Linked DNA regions of Homo sapiens: all the other regions are linked to region 1. The links are chromatin contacts, found by Hi-C in ENCODE. All regions are on one chromosome and are shown on one strand. Each heading gives the region's core, a stretch centred on a gene start or an enhancer-like site at or near the end of the contact. The rest is flanking DNA. Distances are from core to core; before and after follow the strand shown. Region 1 holds the start of TANK (TRAF family member associated NFKB activator). Region 2 holds the start of WDSUB1 (WD repeat, sterile alpha motif and U-box domain containing 1). Region 3 overlaps PLA2R1 (phospholipase A2 receptor 1).

The links. A loop is a pair of places that touch in the nucleus more often than their neighbours do. Pooled maps may share reads with other maps.
Region 2: a map of CD8-positive, alpha-beta T cell shows a loop between it and region 1 (19-fold over the local background). The contact joins the promoter of WDSUB1 here to the promoter of TANK in region 1. A Hi-C loop is called at or near these places in 4 of 168 maps with a recorded cell type or tissue (CD4-positive, alpha-beta T cell, CD8-positive, alpha-beta T cell and naive thymus-derived CD4-positive, alpha-beta T cell) and 14 of 50 pooled maps.
Region 3: a loop to region 1 is called in a map with no recorded cell type, with 3 times the contacts of the local background. The contact joins the enhancer-like site here to the promoter of TANK in region 1. A Hi-C loop is called at or near these places in 2 of 37 single-sample maps with no recorded cell type and 2 of 50 pooled maps.

Annotation. Positions count from the first base shown.
Region 1 is chr2:161,158,753-161,161,928 of GRCh38, reverse strand. It overlaps TANK (TRAF family member associated NFKB activator), which reads right to left and starts at 1,501. Exons shown (of 8, transcript NM_001199135.3): 1 at 1,443-1,501. TANK-AS1 (TANK antisense RNA 1) reads left to right here and starts at 1,639. Exons shown (of 3, transcript NR_187173.1): 1 at 1,639-1,797; 2 at 2,693-2,764. RefSeq lists an enhancer at 1,028-1,791.
Region 2 is chr2:159,285,089-159,288,264 of GRCh38, reverse strand. WDSUB1 (WD repeat, sterile alpha motif and U-box domain containing 1) reads left to right here and starts at 1,562. Exons shown (of 11, transcript NM_001128212.3): 1 at 1,562-1,682. RefSeq lists silencers at 1,433-1,602, 1,289-1,728.
Region 3 is chr2:159,959,636-159,962,811 of GRCh38, reverse strand. The region is part of intron 20 of PLA2R1 (phospholipase A2 receptor 1); the gene reads left to right. Among named protein-coding and RNA genes, the nearest start is that of LY75-CD302, 56 kb to the right of the region's middle. Within about 2 kb of position 1,596, at least 2 of the 41 ENCODE cell types and tissues checked have a DNase peak (open chromatin) inside an H3K27ac peak, as active enhancers do.

The DNA.
Region 1 (3,176 bases), core at 252-2,751:
GAGTGGGGACTACCTTCTTACCTGAGATAAAAAGCCTGGGCATTTTAAACCAAAGCATTGATAATTCTTGAAAATATTTGCCATATATTTCACAAAGGATTAATGAAATCTGTAGTCTAATGAGAAACAGATAATTTTGAAGAATACTGGGCAATATATACGGACAGGACATAGTAAGTGACAGTTAACTATAATTTGGTACATCTACACAATGCAGTACCACGCCAACATTACAATAAAATAGAGCTACATATGGCAAGACTTTCACCATATATATATATTTAATCTGAAACAGATTATCGAACAGTATGCATAATCTCATTTTCATAAGAAAGCAAAATAACATGGTTATGCACATACAGGAAAGATGTGGAAGGCTTGGATTACAACTGGGGAGAGGACTGAGAAGGATTTCACTTCCTGCTTTGCACATAGTTGTATTATTTGAGGATCCCTCCTCTCTCAAATGAGGACACAATAATTTTTAACAGAATGCACTGCTTGCTTCTCTGCTACCTCTCGTTTGGGTGTGTATTCCAACCGCGGTAAGAAGGCAGGTCATTTTCTTTTCCTTCAATTTCACGTCGCTTCTTCACTTCCTTTACTACCATCTCTCCCTTATTATAACTTGTCAAAAGCATCTCCTGTGAGGTGAGATAAACACCACTTTACATAGCAAGGCTGCTTTACTTTTGCTCGTTATAGCATAACAATAAAGGCACAGCTCTTCTTTGATTATCCTCCCCCTTTCTACTTCTAGAAAAGCACAGCTTTTTTGCCTGTAACTCGTTGCTAGTCAGTTTACACCGGCGTGAGGACTCTACCTAACGCCTGGGTTCCCACTGTGGGCGGGGTTGGCTTCTGTTCTTCCTGCCTTGGCCACCCACTCCCTCCGTGACCCTCTGGGAAGTTACCCAACTTCTCATTGACCAGGCTATGATGACACCCCACAGGAAGGCAGAGGGGAATTGTGCAACCACCTTGGGAAAACAACAGAAAGAACCAATTAAGTTTTCGAAAGAGTAACCACGATACTACTTGATTCTAGGAGGCAGTCTCTCTCCCGAAGGGAAGTCGGGAATGTTCCTGGAGGGTCCACTGCTCACCTCGACACCGCAGGCCCTTCCACCCCCATTTCCCGGGCAAAGCAGCCGGGACGAGTCCCTCCCTTGAAGCCGTTGGGGCAGAGGCCGACGATGCTATGCTGACATCGCGGGCCCGGAAACCAACCCACAAGGAGTCCGCTCCGGGGGAAGGACTCGCGTGGTTTCTCCCGCACAAAATCCCTCCCCAAACTGCAAATTGGTTGTCTCCGCTGCTCCTCGGCTTCTCTCCCTGCGGCGCCCCTACTGTCAGCGCGTCCCTCTCGCTCACGCATACAAATTCTCCGACGTCGTGCTTGACGGATTCGGACACACCAATTCACAAAGTTTCTTACTCACACAGTTCACGCTTTCAGCTGCGTTCCCTCTCCCCTCAGGTCGCCGGCGCCTGGCCGAGTGACTCCAACCGGAAGTTGCATTTTGTTCCAGTTCAGAGGGCAGTGCCTGCGCGCGGAGCCATTAACTCTTCACCTCCACCCAACAAGGCCAGGGCCCTTCCGCCCTGCCCCACCCAGCCCAGGGCTCTTCTGCCCCGCCCCTGCCCGCCCCGCCTAGCGCCCTCCCCCAGCCCTGCCCAGCCAAGTCCCCGCCTCTTAGAAAAAAAAAGCGTCAGCAGCGGAAGAGAATCCTATGTCAAGTGTAAAGGTCACTTGTGAGTCTTTGCTGGATTTTTTTGCCAAACGATAAATAACCGGTAAATAAATAACCAGTAAATAAATAACATCACCCTATATATGAGTTAGAGTACACAAGAATCACCTGAGAAACAAAATGTAGTTTCACCAACCGACTCCTACAGCTTTCATTTCAGAGCAACTGGAGTGAAGCCCAGGAACCTGCATTTTCAACAGATCCTCGTAAATTTATGTAATTAAACGTGGTTAAAGTCCACACTCTGAGAAACACTACATATACACATACCCATTTGGTTTCTCCCCAACTGGTAGTATTTTTCACTAAATGTATTTGTTAAAGAGGAATGGCTGGAAATGGAGGTGGAACTTTATTAGAAAATTTCCCATGAATTAAGACTTTCCCATTATTCCAATTCCTAGCCATGCATGAATATTATCTAAGATTCATATCTTAGATACCGCAAGAAAGATATCTTTTCCCTTTAGGGCAAGAGGATGAGGTCTGGCTGCCCCAATTTCTCCCTGTATTTCTGAATCATGGATGTTTACACATCTTTCCTTAGGCCAGTAAGTCCAAGGATTTAAAAACCTGCCAAGTTGCAGTGCATTCTGTCTAGTTATCTTGAATGTTGCTGTATACTTTTAAAAGTCAAAGCCTAAATATATTTGAAACAATGTTTTTAACAAACAGAAACTTCTTATATATAACGTTTTGACCAGTTGAATAGTTTTCTTGTAATAAGTAATTGAGTTAAACATCACAATACAGTACTGCTTTAAAAAAATTATTTAAACTTTTTTTGAGGGCAGTTTTAGATTCACAGCAAAATGGAAAGGAATGTCCAGAGATTTTCCATATACTTTCTGCCCCGACACAAGCATAGCCCTTCCCCATTATCAACATCCCTCACCCCAGTGTGATGAAAAAAAGCTGTTATAAATATCTGTGTGCAGGTTTTTTTGTGCGGACATAAGTTTTCATCTCCTTTGGATAAATACCAAGTAGTATGATTGCTGGATCATAAGGTAAGAGAATGTTTAGTTTTGTAAGCAATTGCCAAATTGTCTTCCAAAGTGGCTACCATTTTGCATTCCCACCAGGAATGAATAAGAGTTCCTGTTGCTCCAAATCCTTGCCAGCATTTGGTGTTGTAAGTGTTCTGGATTTTGGCCATTCTAATAGATGTGTGTCATATTTTATTGTTGTTTTAATTTGCATTTCCCTGATGACATATGACGTGGAGGATCTTTTCATATGGCTATTTATTTACCATCTGGTTAACTTCTTTGGGGAGGTAAAGGCCTTTGGCCCATTTTTTAATCAGGTTGTTTTCCAAATGTTGAGTTTTAAGTGTTCTTTGTATTTTTGATAAGTCCTTTATCAGATATGTCTTTTGCAAAAAATTTTCTCCTTGTCTGTGGCTTGTCTTTTTACTCT
Region 2 (3,176 bases), core at 313-2,812, 1.9 Mb after region 1:
GGATTACAGGCGTGAGCCACCGCACCTGGCCTCCATTTCAATTTTTATCCTAAGTACATATTCATAAATATGGAAAAAGATTTATGTACATAACGTGGTAATATATTGAGGCTAAAAGAAAAAGATTTAGGTACAAAGATATTTAATCCAGCATTATCTACACTAAGATCAAAATTGTTGAAACCATCCAGCAACAGGGAAAATGTTAAATAATTTATGGTATGTTTATATGTAGACCATTATGTAGAAAAAAAAGCTAATGAAATTTTAGACATGGGAACAGCTCATGACACAAGTTTGTTTAAAAAGGCAGTTTCCAGGACTTTTTGTAAAATTAGTTTTTCTGAAAGACTGAGAGAAAATGTTATCTCTGAGTGGGTGATCTCTGAGGGGTGTAATTATTGACTATTTATTTTCCTGTTATATATTCTGTGTTTCCTACAGAGAGCTCTATTATTTATACAATCAAAAACTTGTTTTTAGAAAAATACTGTTTTGGCAATACTTTGGAATGGAATTTGGTGTTCAAAGTCTCAATCATGATGCACTCCGCTAATTTTAAAAAATTAACAAGAACTTCACAAAATCCTAATTTTTAATCTTCCCTTTCCCCTTAATCTTTTTCATTGCAAATAGTTTCCCACGGTCTCAATTTCATCTTTAAATGTGAGCATTTTAGGTCATTACTCTTCAAATGTAACTTCGGTCTCCACAGGCTGATATATTTTTAATGTTTCCTCATGGATTAAAAATAAAAGCTCTCTGTATCTTTGATTTTCATCTGAACATAGTCCCACACTATGTTGTGCATTTAGTTAACAAGTGGTAATTTGCTCAGGAACTTTTTTTTTTCTGGATAATTTTTATCTCAAAAAGCACTGGCAGGGCCACTTTGTAGTCAATGACACGTGGAAACCAGTCTACCGTGAGCCAGTGGGACGCACTGGGAAAGGCTGAAGAAAAGGCGCCCGGGGTTCCAGTGAGCTCAGGATACCCACCCAACGGCAGGGCTGGGGCCCGGGGCAGGCAGCCTGCCCGGGAGAGACCCCTAGGGGAACCCGAATGAGGAGGCGAGGGCAGAAGACGCCAAGTCACGGACCGCCCAGGGTGGCCGAAATAGAGAAGGCCAATCTGGGAGACCGGCCTCGGAGTACACAGTGCAGGGTGGAGAACTGGAGAAAGAGGTAAAAACTTTCAGCAGGGATGGCCGAACATTCCATGCAACGCCCCTTTAAAACGACGTTTCAGGCGATCACTAGGCCTTGCGACCGCAGCTTTAGCAAAAACAGAAAGATTTGCGACGGAAGTCCCTTTCCAAGCCTGAAATCGCCTTGACCCTAGGAGCCAGAAGCTGGGGAGGAACTCGCAGTCCGGGCGGAAGAGCGCGCATGCGCCGCCTCAGGGGCCGGTCCCGGGGGCGGGGCCTGTTCCCTCCGCCCTGGGTCTCCACAGGCTTTCGCGGGGCGGGGCCTACTCCCTCCGCTCTGGGTCACAGCGGGCGTTCGGGGGGCGGGGCCTGTTCCCTCCGCTCTGGGTCCCCGCGGGCGTTCGGGGGCGGGGCCTGTTCCCTCTGCTCTGGGTCTCCGCCGGCGCCCGCCCCGCCAGCCTCACCTGCGCGGCACGTGACCCGCACCGCCCGTGGGCACCTTGAAGGCGGATCCCGCGCGCCCCCGCTCCTGCAGGTGAGAGCGGCCGCGCCCACGGGCCGGCTCAGCGGCGGTGGCGGCAGGTGGGGAAGCGCGGCTGGGCCTGCTCGCGCGGGGCGTCTGAGCCCTCCATTTCCCGGTTCTAACCGCGCAGCAGGGCCCAACCGGGACCTTGAGTGCGGCGAGGCGTGGTTCGTGCACCCTTGGCCCGGGGCTAGGGCGGGCGTGTCGGCGTCGGGTGGAAGGAAGCCCCTTGCGGGTGAGCTCCCTGCCTCCCAGGCCTCCCTCTTGCCTGGGGTCGCTCAGTCCACAGAGGCCCGGCCGCTCATAGAGGGGGGCACATTCCTGGTCTTTCGTGCATGGGGGGTGTAAGTGGCGGACTTTATTTTGGGAGCGCTGGACACCTTTCGGGTTTGCTTTGAATGAGATGGGATTCATGTGTTTACGCTGGCCAACTGACCTGGTGTGCCCGGGAATTTACTGTTCGCGTGACAGCCGAGGCCCGAGGGAACGCCCACACCGCCCCCCCTACCCCAAGGCAGGTCCTGGGTAGGCCTGAGAGCTTTTTCAAAACAAACTGTTCAGCTGACGGTGGCCTCGGTACTTCCCACTGAATGCCCTGGAACTTGCAAAGGGAGCTGAGTGCGGCAGAGGGCTGGGAGCCGGAGTTTGTTTGGAAAATCACCTGTGCGCACTTGCACAGCTGGGATTTGCGAGCTCTCCAGAAAGCACCACCTGGTCTTGATTGTTTTCAAGACAGCAGTACAGGGATAGTCTACCAGAAATTTTCGTGTTTGGTTTTTAGGCTTTATTGGAGTTTATGTTCGAAGAAAAGAAGCTGAACTTATCCTAAAAGGATAAGATGAAGATAGGGAAAGGCATGCTCCTTATGCCTTAATATTTGTTTGATTGATTGATGGGGTCCTGCTCTGTTGCCCAGGCTAGAGTGCAGTGGTGCAATCACAGCTCACCGCCGGCGTCACCTCCGGGGCTCAAGTGATGCTCCCGCCTCAGCTTCTCGAGTAGCTGGGACTACAGGTGCTCGCCACCACACCCAGCTAATTATTTTTATTTTTAGAGAGATGGGGTCTTGCCTTGTTGCCCAGACTGGTCTTAAACTCTTGGGCTCAAGTGTTCCACCCATCTCGGCCTCCCAAAATGCTGGGACTACAGGTGTGCACCATCGCGCCCAGACTTTTTTTTTCTTTGGTAGAGGTGTTTCCGTAAATAAGACTAGGACAAAGGATTATCAATTTTACAAGTCAAGGTTATACCTGCCCCTTTCAGAGCTGATTCTGCCTCACTTGACACCAGTTTTCCACCGTCAGTTATGTTTCTGTGTGTGTATATATATTTAGTCTTGGTAGATTTTCTAATTTCATATTACATATGGATTATTTAAAGGCTGGAACTCAGTTGGGCTCGAACAAAATAAATATTCAACTTATATTTATTTAAGTACATTAGGTGCCTGACAGTTTTACATGGTGTGGATACAGAAATGAGCAAGATGGCAAAGTACCTACTCCT
Region 3 (3,176 bases), core at 347-2,846, 1.2 Mb after region 1:
TGAGAACATGTGGTGTTTGGTTTTCTGTTCCTGTGTTAGTTTGCTGAGAATGATGGTTTCCAGCTTCATCCATGTCCCTGCAAAGGACATGAACTCATCCTTTTTTATGGCTGCATAGTATTCCATGGTGTTTATGTGCCACATTTTCTTTATCCAGTCTATCATTGATGGACATTTGGGTTGGTTCCAAGTCTTTGCTATTGTGAATAGTGCTGCAATAAACAAACATGTGCATGTGTCTTTATAGCAGCATGATTTATAATCCTTTGGGTATATACCCAGTAATGGGATTGCTGGGTCAAATGGTATTTCTAGTTCTAGATCCTTGGGGAATCACCACACTGTGTTCCACAATGGTTTAACTAATTTACACTCCCACCAACAGTGTAAAAGTGTTCATATTTCTCCACATACTCTCCAGCATCTGTTGTTTCCTGACTTTTTAATGATCGCCATTCTAACTGGCCTGATGTGGTATCTCATTGTGGGTTTGATTTGCATTTCTCTAATGACAAGTGATGATGAGTATTTTTTCATATTTCTGTTGACTGCATAATGTCTTCTTTTGAGAAGTGTCTGTTCATCTCCTTGGCCCACTTTTTGATGGGGTTGTTTGTTTTTTTCTTGTAAATTTGTTTAAGTTCTTTGTAGATTCTGGATATTAGACCTTTGTCAGATGGATAGATTGCAAAAATTTTCTCCCATTCTGTAGGTTGCCTGTTTATTCTGATGATAGTTTCTTTTGCTGTGCAGAAGCTCTTTAATTTAATTAGATCCCATTTGTCTATTTTGGCTTTTGTTGCCATTGCTTTTGGTGTTTTAGGCATGAAGTCTTTGCTCATGCCTATGTCCTGAATGGTATTGCCCAGGTTTTCTTCTAGGATTAAAAGAGGATATTTTAAGGAAATTAATGACAAGTCAAATCCTTAGCATTTGATAAATAATTCTTAGAAACCTGGAATAGTTGTTTCTGGTTCAGCCTTTTGCTATTATCCTTCCCCCAAACTTGATTTTTACCCACACAGTTCACCTCCATCCCATGTGTCCTCCTGTACACACGTAGAGAGTGTGTATCTATGGGAATGGTGGCAGTGATGGTGGAGCAGACCCAGGGCAAAAGAGCAAGTGAATGCTTCCCATGAAAGGAATAGAGAGGGGAATAAATATGTGCATGAGAATGGCGGGGAGGGGAGGCGCCTTCTGAAGCTAGCCCTGGGGCATGATTAAAACACCCTCATGTAGCTCAGAGTTATAAAAAAAAATTATTGATAACTAACAGCTAGATCAGTAGTTTTCAGCCCTGGTCAAATATTTAGAATCAGCAGGTGAGCTTTTTAAAAACATCAAAGTGCAGGAGACGTCCTGAAGATTCTGATTTAGCTGATCTGCATGGGATCCAGGCATCCGTATTTTTTTAAAGCTCCCTCAGTTATTCTAATGTGTGGCCAATATTTACCCAGCAATTCAACAGTCATAGTTCCACAACTCTTTCTTCAAGGCATTAGGAGCATTTGATTACAAAGGATATCATCACAGCAGGCTTCATAAGTAGGTGGCAATTCACCTGGCACAATGTCAGAGTCACCATGCATGTCTCCCCACCCACAGTGCCTTCTCCTGCGCATTAATGCCTAAAATTCCACCACTGGAGTTTCTCTCCTTTGTCTCAACACTTTCCTTTATTTTTAAAAGGGAAATATTTTTGAGATTGCCTCATCTGTCATCAACATCTTGAAACAAGTAAGTTTATCAGATTATTAGAAAAACTGTTAATAGGAGAGTTGATAGCTGAGAGCGGTGGGATGGTTTTTCCCTATTAACAAATAAAGCTACAGAAGGAAAACTGGGAGATAACAATGATGGACCTTCTTTACTTCACAATTCTGAAATGAGTTCCAATATATTATGTCCCATTAAACTTTGCTTATTGTTTGTGAATTTCCTAGGACTAATTTTTATTGGTTATTTCTAAGGAAAAAAATCCCACTTTGTTGGCAAATTAAGTGGGTTTTAAAACTGAGATACACAGAAATTAAGCATCTTTTCTAATGTCTCATAAATAGTTTTCTCTGTGTTTGATAATGTAACAGAGGTTTGACCAGGGGTTTACCCAGGAAGAATGAGTCATCTAAGATACTTGTCCCAGCAGATCTGTGGGAGGAAGAAATTCTAAGTGTGTGTGTGTGATTAACTCTTGTGCTTCTACTTACATATTTTTATTCAAGACCTGGATTGAGTGGTAATGGCTGCTTTGCACTGTCTAGTTTGGGATTAGTCAATATTTGATTTTGTGCATAACATAGTTTTTTCTTAAAAATACTCTCACCTCTTTTTGGAATTTATTCAAATTGGAGCACTTCATTCATTCATTCATTTACTATCTCGATGTCGGGAATTCAGTGGTGAGGAAAAACAGACACAGCCCCTTCTCTTTTGGTGCTTACACACTAGAGGGAGAACAAACATTAGTAAATCGATCAGGAAAATGGCTGTGTAATTTAAAACTGTGCTGTACGTGATGAAGGAAAGTTATGTGGTTCTAGAAAAGTGTATAGCCAGAGGACCTGACTGAAGTGGTCAGAAAGGCAGGGAACATTAAAAATAGGGGGAGCTGCATGTGCTAAGGTCCTGCAGCAAGGTGGGAGTATGACATTTAAGAAACTAAAGGAAACATAGAGAACTAGAGTGGCCAAAGGTGAGACAAAAGAAGTGGAAAGGGTGATACCGTGTTGGACTTCTGGCCTCTATCCTAAGAGCAGTGGGAAACCCTTGATGGGTTTAAAACTAAAGAAGGACGTGACCAGGACCAAATTTTAAAAAGTTACTCTAGATGTAGTGCCAAGGATATATGGAAGAAGGGCAAGGGTGAGAAAGGTAAGAGCAGTTAGGAAGCTATTGCTGTAGTGCAGGCAAGAGACTGGTAGGTTGGGCTAAGATAGTGGTGGCAGAGACCATGAGGCAGTGGGAATGGGGATGGGTGAGGGGGCTTTTTGGGAAATGAGATGTCCAAATGGTATGGCTGTTGGGGAGATGGAGTGGGAAGGTAAGGATGCCTCTGAGGTTTCAGGCTTATTGTATGTGTATAAGTGCATGCAGACCGTGCCATTCATTGTGAGTAGGAACACTGGGAAAGGACCAAGTTTGGAGGGAACTGAATTTCATTTCCAAATATTGAG